Regions from separate parts of the Homo sapiens genome. Here region 1 is linked to region 2. A link is a loop called in an ENCODE intact Hi-C map of the cell type or tissue named here. Cell type or tissue: stomach. All regions are shown on one strand. Each heading gives the region's core, and the rest is flanking DNA. Links, peaks and the distances in the headings are about the cores only.

Region 1 (5,381 bases), core at 321-5,320, 120 kb after region 2:
CAGCCTCCCAAAGTGCCAAGATTACAAGCATGAGCCACTGCATCTGGCTGATTCCTTAGTTTTCTTTTTCTCTTTGCCCATTCCCTGGATTCCATAAGCAGAAGGAAAACCCAGGGGCTGACTTTGTAGGCAAGACTCTTTCCTCTTCAAAACATAAATTGGTTCAAGTGGTAACAAAACTGAAACATGTTTATAACCTAACATCTTTTCTTCCTACCCCTTCAATCTCCTGAGCAATGAGAAAAGTTACTGGGTTCTTTATTTGTGTAGGGAAAAGAGAGATCAGACTGTCACTGTGTCTATGTAGAAAGGGAAGACATAAGAGACTCCATTTTGAAAAGGACCTGTACTTTAAATAATTGCTTTGCTTAGATGTTGTTAATTTGTTGCTTTGCCCCAGCCACTTTGCCCCAGCTACTTTGACCCAACCTGGAGCTCACAAAAACATGTGTTGTATGAAATCAAGGTTTAAGGGATCTAGGTCTGTGCAGGACGTGCCTTGTTAACAAAATGTTTACAAGCAGTATACTTGGTAAAAGTCATCACCATTCTCTAGTCTCAACAAACCAGGGGCATAATACACTGTGGAAAGCCGCAGCGACCTCTGCCCTTGAGAGCAAGGTATTGTCCAAGGTTTCTCCCCATGTGATAGTCTGAAATATGGCCTCATGGGATGCGAAAGACCTGACTGTCCCCCAGCCCGATACCCGTAAAGGGTCTGTGCTGAGGTGGATTAGTAAAAGAGGAAAGCCTCTTGCAGTTGAGATGGAGGAAGGCCACTGTCTCCTGCTTGCCCCTGGGAACTGAATGTCTCGGTGTAAAACCCGATTGTACATTTGTTCAACTCTGAGATAGGAGAAAAGCTGCCCTGTGGCAGGAGGCGAGACATGTTTGCAGCAATGCTGCCTTGTTATTCTTTACTCCACTGAGACGTTTGGGTGGAGAGACACATAAATCTGGCCTACGTGCACATCCAGGCATAGTACCTTCCCTTGAACTTAATTATGATATAGATTATTTTGCTCACGTTTTTTGTTGACTTTCTCCTTATTATCACCCTGCTCTCCTACTACATTTCTTTTTGCTGAAATAATGAAAATCATAATCAATAAAAACTGAGGGAACTCAGAGGCCGGTGCCTGTGCAGGTCCTTGGTGTGCTGAGTGCCGGTCCTCTGGGCCCACTGTTGTTTCTCTATACTTTGTGTCTTATTTATTTTCTCCGTCTCTCATCCCACCCGACTTGAAATACCCACAGGTGTGGAGGGGCAGGCCATCCCTTCATCTGGTGCCCAACATGGGGCCCTTCTCTAGGGTGAAGGTACCCTAAGAACGTGAGCATTGAGGACAGCCGACGAGAGATTCCCGAGTACGTCCACAGTCAGCCTTGAGGTAAGCTTGTGCGCTCGGAGGAATCCAGGGTAACAATGGGGCAAACTGAAAGTAAATATGCTTCTTATCTCAGCTTCATTAAAATTCTCTTAAGAAGAGGGGGAGTTAAAGCTTCTACAGAAAATCTAGTTACGCTATTTCAAGCAATAGAACAATTCCGCCCATGGTTTCCAGAACAGGGAATTTTAGATTTAAATGATGGGGAAAAAATTGGCAAAGAACTACAACAAGCAACTAGGGAAGGTAAGATCATCCCACTTACAGCATGGAATGATTGGGCCATTATTAAAGCAATTTTAGAACAATTTCAAATAGAAGAAGATGGCGTTTCAGTCTTTGATGCCCCTGAAAGCTGTGTAATAGATTGTGAAGAAGAGGCAGGAACAGACTTTAAGAAAGGAATGGAAAGTACACATTGTAAAAATGCAGTAGAGCCTGTAATGGTTCGGTCAATGCAAAATGTTGACTATAATCAATTACAGGAGGTAATGTATCCTGAATCATCAAAATTGGGAGAAGGAGTTCCAGAATTATTTGGGCCATCAGAGTTTAGACCAAGATGGCCACCAACCCCTTCTCCCGCGGTTCAGATGCCTGTGATGTCACAATCTCAAATGCCAATCCAGGCACAGTATCCGCAATACCAGCCAGTAGAAAATAAACCCAACCATCGGTAGTTTATCAACACCAGCCGCCAGCCGAATTTCAGTATCGGCCGTCTCCAGAGGTTCAGTATGGATCTCAGGAGGTGCGTCCTGTGCCAAATAGCAAGGCACTATATCAACAACCCACGGCGATGGCGTTTGATCTTACAGTACCACCTAGTGGACAAGATAGTGCACTGCATGAGACCATTGCTACAGCCAGAAAACAGGGAGATCTTGAGGCATGGCAATATCTGGTAATGTTACAACCGATGCCGGCCGGGAAAGGGAGTCAAGCAGGAGCGTCTGTCTGAACTGAGACCAGATATGAATCTTTCACCACAAAAATGTTAAAAGATATGAAGGAAGGAGTTAAACAATATGGACCTAACTCTCCTTATATGAGAACATTATTAGATTCCATTGCTCATGGAAATAGACTTATTCCTTATAATTGGGAAATTTTGGCTAAATCTTCCCTTTCACCCTCTCAGTATCTACAGTTTAAAACCTGGTGGATTGATGGGGTACATGAACAGGTATGAAAAAATCAGGCTACTAATCCTGTTGCTTATATAGATGCAGACCAATTACCAGGAACAGGTCCAAATTGGGGCACTATTAACCAACAATCAGTAATGCAAAATGAGGCTACTGAACAACTAAGGGCTATTTGCCTCAGGGCCTGGGAAAAGATTCAGGACCCAGGAACCTCCTGCTCTGCTTTTAGTTCAATCAGATAAGGCTCTAAAGATCCATATCCAGACTTTGTGGCAAGGTTGCAAGATGCAGCTCAAAAATCCATTGCAGATAATAACGCCCGAAAAGTTACTGTAGAAATAATAGCTTATCAAAATGAAAATCCAGAATGTCAATCGGCCATAAAGCCATTAAGAGGAAAGGTTTCAGCAGGAGTTGATGTAATTACAGAATATGTGAAGGCTTGTGATGGGATTGGAGGAGCTATGCGTAAGGCAATGTTATTGGCTCAAGCAATTACAGGGGTTGCTTTAGGAGGACAAGTTAAAACATTTGGGGAAAAATGTTATAATTGTGGTCAAATCGGACATCTAAAAAAGAATTGCCTAGGCTTAAATAAACAGAGCAAAAAAAAAAAAAAAAAAAGAGCCACCTGGCCTGTGTCCAAGATGTGGAAAAGGAAAATATTGGGCTAAGGAATGTCTTTCTAAATTTGATGAAATTGGACAGCCATTGTCGGGAAATGGGAAGAGGGGCCAGCCCCAGGCCCCGCAACAAAGTGGGGCATTCCCGATTCAGCCATTTGTTCCTCAGGGTTTTCAGGGACAACAACCCCCACAGTAAATACCACCATTTCAGGAAATCAGCCAATTACAACAATACAACAACTATCCCCTGCCACAGCAGGCAGCGCTGCAGTAGATTTATGTTCTGCTCAAATGATTTCTTTACTCCCTGGAGAGCCCCCGCAAAAGATTCCTACAGGGGTATATGGCCCACTGCCAGAAGGGATGGTAGGCCTTATTTTAGGAAGATCTAGTCTAAATTTGAAAGGAGTTCAAATTTATACTGGGGTAATTGACTCAGATTATAAAGGGGAAATTCAGTTAGTGATCAGCTCTACTGTTCCCTGGAGTGCCAATCCAGGTGATAGAATTGCTCAATTACTGCTCTTGCCTTATATTAAAATTGGGGATAACAAAACAGAAAGAACAGGAGGGTTTGGAAGTACCAACCCTGCTGGAAAAGCTGTTTATTGGGCTAGTCAGCTCTCAGAGAATAGACCTGTGTGTACAGTTACTATTCAGGGAAAACAGTTTGAAGGATTAGTGGATACTGGGGCTGATGTTTCTCTCATTGCCTTAAATCAATGACCAAAAAATCAGCCTAAACAAAAGCCTGTTACAGGACTTGTTGGTGTGGGCACTGCCTCAGAAGTGTATCAAAGTGCCAGGATTTTACATCGTCTAGGACCTGATAATCAAGAGAGTACAGTTCAGCCTATGATTACTTCTATTCCAATTAATTTATGGGGCCAAGACTTATTAGAACAGTGGCATGCAGAGATTACCATTCCAGTCTCTCTATACAGCCCCACGAGTCAAAAAATCATGACTAAAATGGGATATCTCCCTGGCAAAGGACTAGGCAAAAATGGAGAAGGCATTAAAGTTCCAATTGAGGCTAAGGGAAATCCAGAAAGAAAAGGACTAAGGTATCCTTCTTAAGGGTGGCCACTGTAGAGCCTCCAAAACCCATTCCATCAACTTGGAAAACAGAAAAGCCTATAAAGGTAAATCAGTGGCCACTACCAAAACAAAAGCTGGAAGCCTTACACTTACTGGCAAAAGAACAATTGGAAAAGGGACATATTGAGCCTTCATTTTCGCCTTGGAATTCTCCTGTGTTTGTAATTCAGAAAAAAACAGGCAGATGACACATGCTAACTGATTTAAGAGCCGCTAATGCAGTAATTCAACCCATGGGGCCTCTCCAACTTGGGCTGCCCTCTCCAGCCATGATCCCCAAATATTGGCCTTTAATTATAACTGATCTGAAGGATTGCTTTTTTACCATTCCTCTGGCAAAACAGGATTTTGAAAAATTTGCTTTTACTATACCAGCCAGAAATAATAAAGAACCAGCCACCAGATTTCATTGGAAAGTGTTGCCTCAGGGAATGCTTAATAGTCCAACTGTGTGTCAGACTTTTGTAGTTCAAGTTCTTCAACCAGTTAGAGACAAGTTTTCAGACTGTTATATCATTCATTATGTTGATGATATTTTGTGTGCTGCAGAAATAAGAGACAAATTAATTGACGGTTACACATTTCTGCAGACAGAGGTTGCAAATGCAGGCCTGACAATAGCATCTGATAAGATTCAGACCTCCACTCGTTTTCATTATTTGGGAATGCAGGTAGAGGAGAGAAAAATTAAACCACAAAAAGTAGAAGTAAGAAAAGACACATTAAGAACATTAAATGACTTTCAAAAATTGCTAGGAGATATTAATTGGATTTGGCCAACTCTAGGCATCCGTACTTATGCCATGTCAACTTTGTTCTCTATCTTGAGAGGGGATCCAGACTTAAATAGTAAAAGAACATTAACTCCAGGGGCAACTAAAGAAATAGAATTAGTTTAAGAAAAAATTCAGTCAGCACAAGTAAATAGATCACTTAGCCCCACTCCAACTTTTAATTTTTGCTACTGCACATTCTCCAACAGGCATTATTGTTCAAAATACAGATCTAGTGGAGTTGTCATTCCTTCCTCACAGTACGGTTAAGACTTTTACATTGTACTTAGATCAAATGGGTACATTAATTGGTCAGGCAAGACTACGAATAGTAAAATTGTGTGG
Region 2 (5,381 bases), core at 106-5,105:
TGATCTTGCTTCTCAGAGGTAACACTGGGGAGGGTGGGGGTATACCTCTCCACACCTTTTTCTTTTATTTTTATTTTTTAAGTTCTGGGATACATGTGTAGAATGTGCAGGTTTGTTACATAGGTGTACATGTGCCATGGTGGTTTGCTGCACCTGTTAACCCGTCATCTAGGTTTTAAGCCCCGCATGCATTAGGTATTTGTCCTAACGCTCTCCCTCCCCTTGTCCCCCACCTCCGACGGGCCCTGGTATATGTTGTTCCCCTCCCTGTGTCCATGTGTTCTCATTATTCAACTCCCACTTATGAGTGAGAACACGCAGAGTTTGGTTTTCTGTTCCTGTCCACACCTTTTTCTTCTGTGCACACAAGCACATGTATTTGCACATAAGTGTTTATTGTAACCTTTTTTAAAAAAATGGAATAATGCTATATTTATTCTTTGGAAAGCCTGCTTTTCAGGCAGCATGTCTTTGACATTGTCTCACGTTGGAACCTGGGAACCACCTTCTTCTCCCAGCAGTTATTCTGACGTGTGGATGCACCACGCTTCGTTTAACCAGCCCTGCACCGATACGTCTTTGGATGGTTTCTGCCTTTTCCCAATCACAGACGGTGTTCTGATGAATTTCCTCGCACACATCACTTGGTGCTCTGTGCGTGCATTTCTGTGAGATGTTCCTGGAGGTGGGCTGTCTAGGTCAGAGGGGGATCTGCGCTTAATTTGCATCCTGTGCAAAATTCCATCCAGTCATCCTGCTTCCCAAGGGCTCACATGGTACTGTCCTCTGTAGACATCATCTTCTGCAGATGATGGCACGACCGCCTCTCTTTCTTTTACTCACACCAGTCTGCACCCTGATGTCCTGGGGGGGTCCAGCCCCTACCCGCTTGTCTGCCCCCAGTCCCCACAGCCCCTGCTAACAGGGACTCTGTCTTCTGAGCTCTGGCAGACTGCTTCACTCTGGAGAAGTTTCCTTTCTCAAACATTCCTGGCAATGTTACTGTAAATCCCGAGGCCTGTGTTTGCCTTCTTCAGGCCTCAGTTTTCTCATAAGTAAAATGGGGATAATGTGATGCTACTGTCTGCATCCTAGAGCTGCCATGAGGGTTCAGTGAGATCACTGTTGAGAGCACGTTCACAGCGCTGGCCTTGTGCACAGTCAGCACATGTTGGGCAGGGCTGTTGCTGATACGTGGTTGACTGTCATTGCTAGACTGTGGCTTTACCAGGGGCATTGTCTTTATTGCCGAGCCCAGAGCCACCCCTAGTACCTGCTGTGTTTATAGAGTGATTGAGTGGCAGGGTCAGAGACTGGGGCAATGGCAGCAGAAACAGAGGAAAGAAGTGGGGCTTCTAATAGGTCCTGAGCCAGTGGCCCTTGAGATGAAACCTTCTTGCCAAGGTCTGGGGCTGTGCTGTGTGTTCTAGGCCCGAGACTGGAAGCTAGGCCTGGCTGCAGCTCCCGCTGAGCTGGGGAAGTGCAGGTCAGCATCCTGCTTCATTAGGACACCTCCAAGCCCAGCTTAGACGTGGATGCCAGGTGACCCCCTGTTTACTCTGAGCCCAGACAGAGGACAGGGAAGTGTGCAAGGGTGGGGACCCCCATCACAGCCCTTGACTCTGTAAGGCATATGGGTTTGTGCACCTGTTTGAGCACGGCCGTGGCTTCTCTGAGTTTCAAGCTCGAGGTTGTGTTTATGCAGGGTTAGACTTCCCAGGTAAAATACAGGAGGTCCAATTAAACCTGAATTTCTTATTAACCTTTTTTTTTTTTTTTTTTTTTTTGGGTGCACATATATCCCATGCAATATTTGGGACCTGCTTACCCTAAAAAATGATTTGTTGTTTATCTGAAATTCAAGTTTAACTGGCATCCTGTCTTTTCACTTCCTACGTATGAGAGTTCCATGTGGGGGTTATCAGTGTGCATTTGTGAGTTCCCATGTGAAGGACTGTCTCCAAGTGTCTGTAGGTGCCAGGATGGAGATGGACAGAGAAGATCCTCTCGGGCTGCTTTAGTGACACCTAGAGGCTGTGGGGTTGGACACTTCAGCCCCAGGGGCCTGGGCAGCACTGTCCAGCACCTGCCTGCTCCTGTCTTCTTCACGGGGGCTGACTTCCCTGCCATCTTTCTCCAAATACGGTGGCAAGAGCTATCCCATCCACCCCCATCTGGAGCTCAGCTGCCCAGCCAGACAAGATGGCAAACAGTGTGCAGATGGCTTCAAAGCTTTCCCCAGCTCCTTCTGCAAGGGGCCTGCAGATGAAATGGAAGCCCTCATCCTCACCGCCTCCCCCTTCCAGAAAACCCAGGCAACAGCCACCTCTGAATGCTGCTTTAGAAGCTTCTCCCTCCTGGTGATTAAACCACTCCAGACAAATAAAAAACTGCATTTCCACCATAGGTTTGTTCACATGCATGCAGCCAATTGTCTTGGATCCGCCTGTGTGCCTGATTCATCAGGGGGAGGGGTTCTCCTCTGAGGTGCTTGCAAAGAGCTGCTTGCAAAGAGCTGCTTAATTTTCATCTGAAAAACTCTCTGTAGAAACCAGGTCCAGCTTTGGAAGGAAGCCCTTTCTCCCCCTTTAGCAAATTCTGTGTCATTCTTTTTTTCTTTCTTTCTTTTTTTGAGACAGAGTTTCACTTTTGTTGCCCAGGCTGGAGTGCAATAGTGCAATCTCAGTTCACTGCAGTCTCTGCCTCCCGGGTTCAAGCGATTCTCCTGCCTCAGCCTCCTGAGTAGCTGGGACTACAGGCACCCACAACCATACCCGGCTAATTTTTTTGTGTTTTTAGTAGAGAGGGAGTTTCACCATGTTGGCCAGGCTGGTCTGGAACTCCTGACCTCAGGTGATCCACCTAGGCCTCCCAAAGTGCTGGGGTTACAGATGTGAGCCACCATGCCCGGCTGGAATTCTGTGTCATTCTGGATACTTATCACGACTTCAAGCATCCAGAACTCTGTCCTGGGTATCCTGAGCCTGAGTGTGTATGTGTGTCCAGCTGGCTTGGAGGTTGTCTACAGGCAGGTGGAATTTGGCCTCTGAGTCCATGGCAGCCTCACATGGGAAATACCACCAAGGAGCCTCATGCTGCACTTTTAGGAGATAGTTTCTATTTAGTCATTGCTGAATCTGTTACAGACAGGTTCTCAATTTCTTGCAAGTCCTGTATGAGGTGGGTGCTGTGATTATCCACATGTTCACTTGTTCTCTCTGGCCTCTTTCAGGCTCTTGCATTTCCTTTGCTGTTTTCCTGCCACAGGGCCTTTGCACATCCTGCTCTTTCTGCCTGAAAGATTTTCCCTCTCCCTACCTCTTCACCTGGTCACAGTCTCATCTGACAGTGGAGTCACTACATCCTCAGGGATGCCTGGCCACACTGAGTCAGTCACAGCAACCCCCTGTTATCTGCTTTCATGACACCAGGTGCCTCTCTGTGGTAGACACTAGCTCAGCTACGGCTTCCTATTTCTGAGCATGTCATCCTTCCCCTTCAAGACTGTGGTCACCATGAGGGCCAGAGCCATGCCTGTTCCTGATTCTCATTTGTGTCTCTCGTGTTTAGTATATGCTCACCTAGAGTTTGATTAATGAATGACAGCATACCCATTTTACGGATGAGAAAGTTGAGGCTCAGGAACATTATGTAACTTGCTCAGTATTAGGTGGTGATGGTTTGAAGCCATCTGACTGGTCGCTGGGTGCACACTCTAAACCACTTCACTATGGTTCTTCTCTCATGGTAGCTCTCCAACAGCAGGAGTGAGAGACAACTTTAGGATAGGTGTAACCAGAATCTCAGGGCTTATCCTAGAAGGTGGTGTCAGGAACATGCTTGCCTATGGGCCTTCTTACTGTATTGCATAAAATACTCCGTTTTTCTGACTCGCCTTTAGTAAAGACCTTAGCAATATTTGAAGCACAGTTGTCAATAGGAAAGGGTTGGTGTTTACACTTTTTTAAAAAGGAGTCTATATCATATTTATCTTGTGGTCTGCCATGCCCCCCCGATCTTCTTCAGCTTCAGTTATGCAAAATTAACACTTCTTCTCTTGACAGCCTCTCTCTTACCTGTTCAGTTTCTTTTCTGTGTTCGAGATTGCTTAGAATTTTTCCCCATTACTACAGCCTGCTTCCCACCTGCATCCCCCACCCAGCTTGTTCTGGATTTTGTCAACAACAGTTCCAGCATTTAGTGAGGGCTGGATTGAAGGAAAACCTTGGAAAAGGATGTGTGATGAAAGATGAAGACACCTAATGGGCAGGCAGTCATCAGGGTTAATTCAAAGGCTGGAAGAAGGGCTGACCTGGAGGACTGGAAATGTCTTTGAGCTGAAGGTCATGTGCAGGTGGAGTGAAGAGTGTGAGCCTTTTGGGGTGAACTGCAAGTATTTGATAAGATCCCTGTCCCCATGGTTGGGGAAGTCTTGATAAGCATCCTTAATGTGATGCAGGGATTAAGGAACCCCTGGCTCTACCTGCCCAGCATGGCAGTAACATGACATGGCCAAATTATTAATTATTGGTTGTCCAGCTATCATCAGATCAACATCTTCTGTTAGTTATAGCTGTAATTTGCATTAGTTGTCAATGCCAGTTTTGACTTTCCTGGTCAATAAAGTGTTCTGAGAGTGGTGACTAAGGCTGAGCACTACCCATTATCATGAGTATTACAGAGGCAAGCCCCCTTGCCCACCCACCTGCAGGTGATGAGACACCCTAGGGAAATCACTCAGTTCTTTGAAGGACCCTGCATAAATGCTCAAGTTCATCTGTTCTTCTGTCCATCCATCCATCCACCCTTCCATCCATCCATCCATCCATCCATCCATCCATCCAGACATGTATACATCCATCCACCCCCTACCCATCTGTCCACCCACCCACCCATCTATCCATCCAACCCACTCTCTTACGCACCCAGCTATCATCCATCTACCCACCTACCAACCCATCTATCCATCCACTCACCCATGCATCTATCCACCCATTCACTCATCTACCCATCTATCCACCCACCCGTCCATCCATTTATCTATCCCTCCACCCATTCACCCACTCATCCATTTCTCCACCCACTCAGCCATCCCTTCACCGACTCAACCATCCATTCATTCGTCCACCTCCCTGCCCACCCATCTTTCCATCCACCCATCTATCCACCCACCCACCTATGTATCCGTCCATCTGTTTGTCCTTCTGTTCATTTATTCCACAAAGACTCATTAACCACCTACGAGATTCTGGGGAGGTATCTGCTCTAGTAATTGAGAACACGGTCTCTGGAATGTGATTCCCTGGGCTCAAACTGAGCTGCCTCCTAGCTAGCTGCTTGGGTAAGTTACAGAAACTGTGCTTTGATTTTCTTATCTGAAA

Evidence for each region. Hi-C counts contacts between places; a loop is a spot of excess contacts. Peaks named below come from ENCODE experiments on the same cell type or tissue, not always from the same donor. Only the 100,000 strongest peaks of a DNase experiment are listed, where the experiment ranks them.
Region 1: a loop joins it to region 2, with 4 times the contacts of the local background. A loop is called at or near these places in 38 of 110 quality-filtered maps.

What each region holds. Positions count from the first base shown.
Region 1 is chr4:9,657,691-9,663,071 of GRCh38, forward strand. It overlaps LOC124900660 (a long non-coding RNA gene), which reads left to right and starts at 1,335. Exons shown (of 5, transcript XR_007058019.1): 1 at 1,335-5,381. In stomach, for the core only: a CTCF peak has its summit at 2,275; no DNase peak of the experiment used is centred there.
Region 2 is chr4:9,542,601-9,547,981 of GRCh38, forward strand. No RefSeq gene overlaps it. Among named protein-coding and RNA genes, the nearest start is that of MIR548I2, 11 kb to the right of the region's middle. In stomach, for the core only: no CTCF peak of the experiment used is centred there; no DNase peak of the experiment used is centred there.